Regions from separate parts of the Homo sapiens genome. Here region 1 is linked to region 2. Evidence: chromatin contacts called from ENCODE Hi-C or POLR2A ChIA-PET data. All regions are on one chromosome and are shown on one strand. The core of a region is the stretch at or near the end of the contact, and the rest is flanking DNA. Distances in the headings are between cores, read along the strand shown. Region 1 holds the start of DLG1 (discs large MAGUK scaffold protein 1). Region 2 holds the start of LSG1 (large 60S subunit nuclear export GTPase 1).

Region 1 (5,267 bases), core at 2,005-4,504, 2.6 Mb before region 2:
GTGGCACATGCCTGTAGTCCCAACAACCCAGGAGGCTGAGGCAGGAGAATAGCTTGAACCCGGGAGGCAGAGGTTGCAGTGAGCCGAGATCGTACCACTGCACTCCAGCCTGGCAACAGAGCAAGACTCGGTCTAAAAAAAAAAAAAAAGAAAAGAAAAATCCAGATGTCATTGCTTTGTATGTTGTGATGATGTGGTAGCCAGCTCCAAGAAGATGGCCTCCAGTGAGTCTTACTTTCTGGTATTCATATCCTTGAGGCTGATCTAAGTAACTGATCGGATATTATGGAGTATGCTATGGTCTGAATGTTTGTGTCCTTCTTAAATTAATACGTTGAAATCTTCACCTTCAAAGTGATCATATTAAGAGATGAGGCTTTTGGGAGGTGATTAGGTCTTGAAAGTGGAGCTCTTCTAAATGGGATTAGAGCCTTTATAAAAGATGCCAGATAGAGCTTGTTAGTCCCTTGCACCATGGGAAGATGTAGCAAGAAGGCTCCATTCATGAGGAATGGGGCTATTACCAGACACTGAATCTCTTGGTGTTTTTTTTTTTTTTTTTTTTTTTTTTTTTTTTTTTTTTTTTAAGACAGAGTCTTGCTCTGTCGCCCAGGCTGGAGTGCAGTGGCGCGATCTCGGCTCACTGCAACCTCCGCCTCCCGGATTCAAGCAATTCTCTGTCTCAGCCTCCTGAATAGTTGATTACAGGTGCCTGCTACCATGCCTGGCTAATTTTTATATTTTTAGTAGAGACGGGGTTTCACAATCTTGGCCAGGCTGGTCTTGAACTCCTGACCTCGTGATCCACCTGCCTTGGCCTCCCAAAGTGCTGGATATTACAGGCATGAGCCACCGCGCCTGGCCATTTTTTTTTTTTTAATTTTTATTCTCATGACTGTTAGATCACATCTGATGGTGTTTTGATCTTGGACTACTTAGTCTCTAGAGCTGTAATACATTCCTGTTGTTTATAAATCACCCAGTCTAAGGTATTTTGTTATAGCAGCCCAAACAGACTATGACAGAGTGTCACTTTTGAGACTAAGTGATGAAAGGCATTGTGGCTTCTTCTGTCTCGCCATCTTGAATCACTTGCTCTGTTGGACGTCAGCCGCTACGTCATGAAGACACTCAAGCAGCCCTATAGAAAGGTCTTCATGGTGAGAAATTGAAGCCTCCGCCCAATAGCCAGCATCAACTTACTAGCTATGTGAATGATCCATGCTGAAAGAGCCTCCCGTAGTCCCCCTGAAGCCTTCAGATGACTGCAGCCCTGGCAGGCTTCTTGACTGCAACATCATAATGCCCTGAGCCAAAACCACCCAACTATGCCGCTCCTGAATTCCTGACACACAGAAACTGAGATAATATTTATCGCTGTTTAACTTACTAAGCTAATAAGTTTTAAACCCTTAAGCTTTGAGGAACTTTTTTTTTATCCAGCAATAAGTAACTAATAAAGATGGGTAGAAAGGAGGAATGAAGAGTAAAGAGCCTTTATTCATTGTTCATATATGTTCATTTGCTAGGCACTTGCTGCCGGCACCTTAGGCTAAGGGTAGAACAAGTGCTGGGTTCACTGCTGCTTTTGTACACCGCTGACAACCAAATAGGGCTGTCACACAGAATGACAAGAAAAAAGGACACGTCCTCTTTCCTCCCCTTCCTCCTTTTTGCTTTTAGGGGAAGGCTAGGATGACATTGAGAACTCACACAAATTTTGTTTTTGACTCCTCAGTGTCCCCTGGGAAAAGGTGCATTGGCCTTTGTGTACTTGCTACAAGGCTGTGTATCCTTGAGAGCAGGACTCGGATCTTATTTATTTCTATCCCCGTTTCCTAGCAAGTGAACATATATGAACAATAAATGTTATCAAGGGAGAGGGCAAATTTCCCTCCCTGTTTCTTCTGAATTCTGAAGAGATTCCATTGTTAGAATGGTTTCTTACTGCAACCATCCCATTCACAGTCCATCAGCGAAGTCTTGAGAGTATGATGCCTGTCATGAGCCACTTTCACTACTAAATAAATTCCGTCCCTCTGTTAAGTTCCCGGCTGTTAGGACACCTCTGCCTTCAGCACCGTTTGACCCTTCTATCCCATTTTCTCTATGCAATGTTGCTTTAACTGTTGTTCAAGATCCCAGGATGCTTGATCCGGGAAAGCACAGAGGTCTGCTGCCAACATACCAACATACCTCTCTGTCAAGTTGTCCAAAATCACAAGAGAAAGAGCCCTGGACTAGAGCTAGGAGACCTGAGTTCTCGGCTGCTCTGTTACTGATTAGCGTCTATGTCCTTGGACAAGTTGCTTCCCTTTTTCCGGACCTCGGTTCCTTGTCCTAGATAGGTTCTAAAGTCGGTGGGTCCTTACAGTAAGTTAGGATTCTAAGGTGCAATCCAAAAGTAAAACCAGTGGTCAGTATACCTCTGAGTAGCTGTTAAGGTTACAATACGAGGTTCCTCGGCCTTCCCTTTGGTAGCCAATGGATACGGCCTCAGTCAGAGGCCGTCAGGTTTACTGGGAAGAGCCTTCCGGTTTTGAAAGACAGGATCTCCGGGTTTCCAGTTCTGTCACTCACTCGGGGTAACTTTGGGCAAATTCTCTCTGGACCTCCTAATAGGGAGGTCCTCGTCACCCCGAGGAAGTTCGAAGACGTGGGCAGTGACTTGGAAAGCTTCCCGAGATTCCCCTTCTATAACCTGGGTGGCTCAGACCGGGAGCGGGGTCCCAGCCGGCCGGTAATTCCGCCCGGAGGTGCGCACGAAACAAACCTGCAGCGCTGGCCGAGGGCGGCTCAGCTTCGGAGGGCGCGACTCCGGGTGAGTTCTTAAAGGGACCGTCAGAGTTTGGGTAACACCTGCGATGCTGACCGGGCGGGGACGCAGGCTTGAGGGAAATGAATGAATGAATGAATGAGCGAATGAATGAACAAACCTTCTCTGCCCACCCTTAAGTATACCATACTCGGAATTAATCAGTTAGGCTTAAAAATCTTGTACTATAACCCTCAAACTCTTGCCAAGTTAACCAGTGTCTCTATTTCATATGTCCTTCTGTAATGAAACCCCTCCCCCCAAGCCTATTACTAAGGGACGAAGAGTAACTTAACAATCAGCCTGGAGTGGAAGGCAATGCAGAGTTGGCACCCCTCCCCGAACTCCTCCCTCTCCCTCTCCCAGGCCCCGCCCTCCCCGCCCCCTGGGAGGTGCAGTTGGCTCCTCCTTAAGGCGGCTTTTCCCCGGTGGGGATCTACCCCCGGGGTCGCCAGGCGCTGTCTCTGCCGCGGAGTTGGAAACGGCACTGCTGAGTGAGGTTGAGGGGTGTCTCGGTATGTGCGCCTTGGATCTGGTGTAGGCGAGGTCACGCCTCTCTTCAGACAGCCCGAGCCTTCCCGGCCTGGCGCGTTTAGTTCGGAACTGCGGGACGCGCCGGTGGGCTAGGGCAAGGTAAAGGCGGGCTCCTCCAGGGCCACCCCGGGCCACCTGTGGAGTCCGAGTGTTAACTCCTTTGTTCTCAGAGCCACTTCAGCGGCCGCCCTTTTAAGCGAAGAGGTTCCCTTAGGATGCTCCCCGGGTACCCCTTCCGTTCCCCTGCCCTCCCCCGACCCGCCTCCCCCTTCCAACCCGAAGGTAGCAGCGCGGGGAGCCCGGGGCTCGGCGCGAGCCGCCTCCTCACTTCCCATTGGCTGAGAGCGCCGGGAAAGCGGTCACGTGGGAGCGCGGCAGGCCAGCTCGGGGGCCGCCATCTTGGCGGAAAGTTTCGGGGGAGAGCGGTTGGGGGCGCGGAAGGAGGCGAGGTTCCGGGGGTGGGGCGTGCGGCAGCAACTGGGCGAGCGGGCCGGGGGGCCGCGGCGAGCGAGGAGGCGGCGCGGCCGAGAAGGAGGACGAGGCCGCGGGGGTGCGGCGGCCCAGGGGAGCTCCTCCCCCGTCCCTTCGCCCCCTCCGCTCGGCTCCGCGGGCCCCGGGCGGGGCGGGGGTACGTGGAGCGGGGCCGGGCTGGGGAGCTGCTCCGAGTCTGGCCGGGGCGCACCCCAGTTCCGAGCGCACGCCGCTCACCGGAACTTTGTGGCGGCGCCGCAGGTGTGGGGGCCCGCGGAGGTGTGCATGCGGGGCGCGAGGGCGTCGCGGAGAGCGGCCGCTGCCCTGTCCGGCCCCCGCTGGAGCAGCCCGGAGGCAGCGAGCAAGGAGAAAGGCAAGCGAGAGGAGGGGGCCCGAGCAGGGCGGGCGGCCAGTCCCGCTGGTCCCCTCTCAGCGCTCTGCGGCCGCTGCTGGCTCAGGGGCCAAGGGTCGGAGCGCTTCACCCGCCCGTACCCAGTAGCAGGTGGGGAGTGTGGATACTTGTGCGGGGGAAGAGGCGGCCTCAGGTCTAGGCTCTTTGGGGAGGGGACGCTTTCGAGGAGAGTTTGGAAGCCGACTTCTGTCTGTTCTTAATTTGGAGGGGTACCCACTCCAAGGAAAAGCTTTCCACGTTGACAGACAACTGCTGCGTTTTGAGACTCTTTCTTTGACTTGGTAAAACTTTGGAACGTGGGGTTTTCAAATAGGCTGCGAGGGTTTTCTATTTCGATAGGGGAAAATGCTAGTTTAACATGATTCTATCCTTTTTCCTTTCCGTTGTGTGTTTTAAAGGTGTGTGCCCTCTTCCTGATTCTGGAGAAAAATGCCGGTCCGGAAGCAAGGTGAGAGTTTATTCCGTAACTCTGTTGTCGATGTCACTTGCTTTTCCGTGTGTCAGTTTTTTGATTGCCGTTTTAGAATCGTTTGTGTAACTTTGATGAGACAGCACGGTCCTAGCTTTATTGCTTAGGGAATCTAAGCCTCATATCATTTCAGAAGATGGAAACACGAAAATGTTTGTTAAACTTTCTTAACATTTCTCTAGTGATTAAGAGAGGCAGTTAGCCCCCCCCCAACAGATGTCCTTAATAACCCTGAATTGGTGTTTTAGTATTTCACTCTATCATTCTTACTAAGCACTATTCTGTAAGCAACTGTGGGATACTAAGAATTTGTATTTTGAAATGTTAAAAATTTGGATTATGATGACAAATTGTAGATAATCTGCTTTTGCATTATCAGGTAATCTGAAACTGTTGCTAATACTTTGATCTTTTACTTTGGCAAACTACCAGTACACATTTATTCCAAACTGCTCACTCTCCTCCGTTTTCTAATGTGATATATGTTTAAATTTTTCTTGTATTTCTTTAATTTTTTTTTTTATTTTTTGGTCATTCTAAGGAATATGTGTACATGAACATAGTGA
Region 2 (5,333 bases), core at 516-3,015:
ACACAGAAACCCTGGCAGGGAATTCAGAATGGGTGGGAGTCTGGACCCAGTTTCGCCTGATGCTAACTTGCTATGACTGACCTTTAGCCAGTCCACTTCTGTGTCTTCATTTGCACCAGGAAAGAGTGGACTACGCTTGCTACTCAAAGTGTGACCCAAGGACCAGTACTATGGGTATCACCTGGAAGCTTGTTAGAGCCACAGGCCTCACCCCAGAGCTTATGAATCAGAATCTGCATGTTAACAAGATTCCCAGGGGATTTATATGCACATTAAAGTGTGAAAAGCCCTAGGTTAAACAGATTCTTGATCCTATTTATTTCTTTTTGGCTGTTGTTTTAATTGACAACTAAAAATTGTTTATTACTTACGTTGTACCGCATAATGTTTTGATATATGTGTACATTGTGGAATGGCTAAATCAAGCTATGCTAGGTAATATATGCATTACCTCGATCCTATGATTTAAAAATACATGTTTGGCCAGGCGCAGTGGCTCATACCTGTAATCCTAGCACTTTGGGAGGCCGAGGCGGGCGATCACCTGAGGTCAGGAGTTCGAGACCAGCCTGGCCAAAATAGTCAAACCCTGTCTCTACTAAAAATACAAAAATTAGCTGGGTGCGGTGGCACGTGTCTGTAATTCCCGCTACTCGGGAGGCTAAGGCAGGAGAATCACTTGAACCCGGGAAGCAGAGGTTGCAGTGAGCCGAGATCATGCCTTTGCACTCCACCTGGGGGACAGCGAGACTCTGTCTCAAAAGATAAAAATAAATAAATAATACATGTTAACAACCCTCATTCCCCACTCTCCCCAGGGGTGTACAGGCTAGTGACAAGACTTGGGTTTATTCCTGACACTGCACGCACTCAATCTACGACTTGCTCAAGCTGCTTCCTCTCTCCAAGCATCAAAACAAAGAGATGGTTCTCTGGATCAATGAGAATGTAGTTCACCAGCCACTCTAAGCTGACTTTCTATTATTCCCATTATAGGGAAATCAAACATTCAAGTGAGGAACAAAAGCCCAGGCCTCTAGGAGTGGAGCTGGCTCACTGTTTTCACTTTCATTTTAATTATTTTTAAAAAGGGTAATGAAAATATAATTAGAACTGTTTAAACATTTTTTTTTTCTTTGAAATAAAGCGTAAGTCACTTCCTGTTGGCTTTTCCTACAACCTTGCCAAGCTCTGGAAATACTATTCAGCCTCTCATTCCAAATTCACATCCAGGCGAAGACTTTTCTCCCCAGTTCGCAGCTGGGGTCGGCTAGATAAACAAAAAGTTAGTTGCTGTGCTGGACCTCGGAGAGACCACACCTCGGGACGCCAGCAGAAAACCAGCGCTGGGAAACGCCCCCGTCCCAGCGCCACCGAAACACTCTTCCTCCGAGTCTCCGCGTCCTCCTGACGGAAGCAGCGGAAGGCGGAGCTAGTGCCGCGAATAGGAACCGCCATGTTTCCGACGTGCTCTAGTTTCTCGCCGGACGCTAAAGACCGACGCACAAATTAAGAATGGACCATTCTTTTAACTCAGTCATTTATCCAAACTCGAGACATTCGCCAGGAAATCTATCGAAAATTTCCCAGAACCATTTTTTCACTTATATTCTATAATACTGGTAAAATCGAGACGTAAAAGGAGAACTTGAGAACAAGTCATTCTGCTTTCCCCTCTCAAGTTTGAGCCTGAACTACTTGGGCTCGCTTATCGTCACTTCCGGGGATCGAACTGTGAATCCCGGAAACTGCACGCGCCGAGCCGGGAAGCTTCGTCCAGCGGTCGTGTTGCCATGGGCCGGAGGAGAGCCCCGGCCGGTGGGTCGCTGGGACGGGCCCTTATGCGCCATCAGACTCAGCGGAGCCGAAGCCATCGTCACACTGACTCCTGGGTAAGACAGACCATGTCATCTTTCTTATCTTTTCTGTCTAGCCTGAGTGCTGCAAAATTCGGGGTCAAAAGTCAGATAAGTTTTGCAGGAGGGACGCCTCAGCCGGGTTTTGAAGGATGAGTTGGAGTTTCTGCCAAGCTGAGTAGCAGGCCCTCCTCCTGGCAAGGCCCAGAACACAAAGGTAGGAGAAGCTTGAAAGAAGAGTTAGTGTGGTGATGAGGCGTGGAGTGAGAATCTGAAGAGTCTTCAATGCCAGGTCTTGAGTACGTTTGGGTTTTGCCCTAGAAGCCACTGAAGTGCTTGGAACTTCCAGAGCAGGAAAAAGACAAAACGTATTTTTGTATTGATTTGTTCAAAGAATGGATCCTCCAGAAGCGGTTGGTTACTGCCAGAAATATAAAATAATTCAGATCCTTGCCTCATCCTTGCGAAGCACCCCCTAGTGGTTTAGCTCAAAGATAAATCATTGATTTTTCAGGTGTGACAAGACCTAATATTTTACTAGGTTATAGAAGGATCTTTAAAAAAATGAATGAAGTGATTTGGCTTGTGTTCATCATTCTAGTCGTTATTTTCACCATTCATTCCCCCGGGAATGAATGAGAACATGTTGAGTGCTAAGATCGTGTGCTAAATTTAGTTAAATATGTCCCTGGAGCTAAGTAAGCGTGTGCCACTGTCACACCAGCTGACTTTCATCCATATAGTCTGCAGAGTAAACAGCATGGAGTGCTTATCAGTATTCATCAGGTCAGAGTTACTCTGGACATTAGATTACTGGTAATTTTTATTAGCTTTGAAGCAACTTGTTACTAATGAAGCCTTTTAGGAAACTGTGGGAAGATTGAACATGAATGGTAAAGAATTGGATCCTAATTCCTTATTTTTGCTGATTCTATGCCCACTTAAACTTTTGGCCCTTAATATTTATTTAGGAAATTCATTCATCATTCAGTTATTCATTTTTAGAGACAGGGTCACACTCTGTCACCCAGGCTAGAGTGCCAGTGGTGTGATCATAACTCACCAATTCACTACAGTCTCAAACTTCTGGGCACAAATAATCCCCCTGCCTCAGTCTCTTGAGTAGCTGGCATTACAGGTGCACACCATCAGGCCTGGTTGTTTGGTTTTGTTTGTTTGTTTTGGAGAGACAGGGTCTTGCTGTGTTGCCCAAGCTGATCACAAACTCCTGGCCTCAAGCAATCCTCCTGCCTTAGCCTCTTGAGGAGCTGGGGTTACAGGCACAAACCACCACGCCTGGCAATTTTTTTTTATTTGTATCTATACTAAGTATATAGCTTAGGGTGATGGTTATCAAACTCTGGGTTGTGTCTGGAAGTCAATTTAGTGGTCTGCAGCTAGCTGTTTTGTTTTGTTTTTATTTTTTCCCCAGCAAGATAGAGAAATATCAGAATGTTGCATGTAATAGGGTGTGGTTTCAGTATTCTTCTATTGCCATTTTACTGTACTGAACGGTACTTGAATGCTTGTATCATTATATGTACATACACCTTTGGGTCACTATGTAAAATGTATTTCTTATTGTGGGATTATATCAAATAAAGTTTTGACTAATTTTGACTAGCACAGTCAGACAATCTGGGTTCAAGTTCTACCTGTGCCATTTAGATTTTGACTATAGGCAAGTTATTTTATCTGCTGAAGCCTTAGTTTCATCATCAGTAAAATGGAAATACAGTAAAATTCACCTCAAAAGATTTTGAAAATTAATGAAATGGTGAAAGGGAACTGCCTATTGTGAGGTAAGAACGTGTTCCTTTAAACATTAACTATAAGTAGTATTGATTCTAAAGGGACTACAACCACCCTCAAGACCATAGACTAGTTGCAAGGAATTTTAGAGCTTATTGGATGCCAAGAGCAGAAGAGAGCAGCTGTATTTATCACCCTGTGTTTTTTCATAGTTGCACACAAGTGAACTCAATGATGGCTATGATTGGGGTCGTCTTAATCTTCAGTCAGTGACTGAACAGAGCTCCCTTGATGACTTCCTTGCTACTGCAGAACTTGCAGGAACAGAGTTTGTAGCTGGTAAGTTGTTTATTGCTGAGTGCAGGTGAGACTGTCACATTTCCATCTGGGGCTGAGGTTTTTTTTGTTTTTTGTTTTGAGATGGAGTCTCGCTCTGTCACCCAGGCTGAAGTGCAGTGGCGTGATATCAGCTCACTGCAGCTCCGCCTCCTGGGTTCAAGCAATTCACCTGCCTCAGCCTCCCAAGTAGCTAGGACTACAGGCACGCACTGCCACGCCTGGCTAATTTTTGTATTTCTAGTAGAGATGGGGTTTCACCATGTTGGCCAGGATGTTCTTGATCTCCTGACCTCGTGATTCGCCTTCCTTGGCCTCCCAAAGTGCTGGGATTACAGGTGTGAGCCACCGTGCCCGCCCTGAGTCTTGAACAATGAGTAGATGTTCAAAGGACAGATGAGATAAGACCTTTTACACAGACAGGCAGAGGACTCGAGCCCAGATGTGAAGCAGCAGCCAACTTTGTTCAGAAAATGGCTAGAAGTTTGGCTTTGCTGGTGCAGGGGGCGGGATGTGATGAGCACAGGTGCTGAGGAGGTGGGCAAGGGCCAGATTCTGGAGAGAACAAAGGTTTAAGGCTTTACAGGGCTTTAAGCACGTGTACAACATGATTTCAGATTTCATTGTTTAGTGTTTTTTGGGGGGATGTGTGGGTTCCAGCTTTAATGAGCTACACAATTGGCAACTAAAAATTGTATATAGTTATAGTATATAGTGTGACGTTTGGTTATATGTATATATTGTGAAATGATTACTAAAATCAAGTAATTAACGTATCCATCACCTCACATTGTTTTTTTGTGTGTGCGGTGAGAACAAGATATATACTGTCTTAGCAAATTTCATATTATTAACTAATAAATGTGTTATTATTAACTATGGACACCAGGCTGTACATTAGACCTCCAGAACTTATTCATCCTGCCTCAGTAAAACTTTACCGTTTGACCAGTATCCTCCTATTTGCCCCACTCCCTAATCTCTGGTAACCACCATTTTCTCTCTGCTTCTATGAGCTCGGCTTTATTCCACGTATAAGTGAGATCATGTGGTATTTGTCTTTCTGTGCCTGGGTTATTTCTCATAGCAGAGTGGTTCATTCATATTGTCACAAGTGTCAACATTTCCCTCTTTTGTAATGCTGAATAGTATTCCATTGTATACTACATATACCACGTTTTCTTTATCCATTCATACGTTGATGGGCATTGAGGTTGGTTCCATATCTTGGCTCTTGTGAATAGCGCTGCAGGGAACATGGGAGTGCAGGTATGTCTCATGGGTACATGAGATTTCATTTTTTAAAAGATCACTGATGAATTTTAAGGAAGCAAGATGAGTTAGGAGACTGTATCACTTTAGTCTAGCAAAATAGGCCAGAACTGAAAT

Evidence for each region. A loop is a pair of places that touch in the nucleus more often than their neighbours do. ChIA-PET counts read pairs that join two places held with the same protein, here RNA polymerase II (POLR2A). Pooled maps may share reads with other maps.
Region 1: a map of CD14-positive monocyte shows a loop between it and region 2 (13-fold over the local background). The contact joins the promoter of DLG1 here to the promoter of LSG1 in region 2. A Hi-C loop is called at or near these places in 1 of 168 maps with a recorded cell type or tissue (CD14-positive monocyte) and 5 of 50 pooled maps. POLR2A ChIA-PET finds 5 or more read pairs at or near these places in 1 of 52 experiments (OCI-LY7).

Annotation. Positions count from the first base shown.
Region 1 is chr3:197,296,599-197,301,865 of GRCh38, reverse strand. DLG1 (discs large MAGUK scaffold protein 1) reads left to right here and starts at 3,254. Exons shown (of 25, transcript NM_001366207.1): 1 at 3,254-3,330; 2 at 4,631-4,680. The coding sequence starts at 4,662. It overlaps DLG1-AS1 (DLG1 antisense RNA 1), which reads right to left and starts at 3,619. Exons shown (of 3, transcript NR_038289.1): 1 at 3,256-3,619; 2 at 2,774-2,888. RefSeq lists silencers at 3,078-3,207, 3,698-4,327.
Region 2 is chr3:194,668,623-194,673,955 of GRCh38, reverse strand. It overlaps LSG1 (large 60S subunit nuclear export GTPase 1), which reads left to right and starts at 1,765. Exons shown (of 14, transcript NM_018385.3): 1 at 1,765-1,892; 2 at 3,821-3,947. The coding sequence starts at 1,794. LOC124909474 reads left to right here. Exons shown (of 3, transcript XM_047449428.1): 3 at 1-292.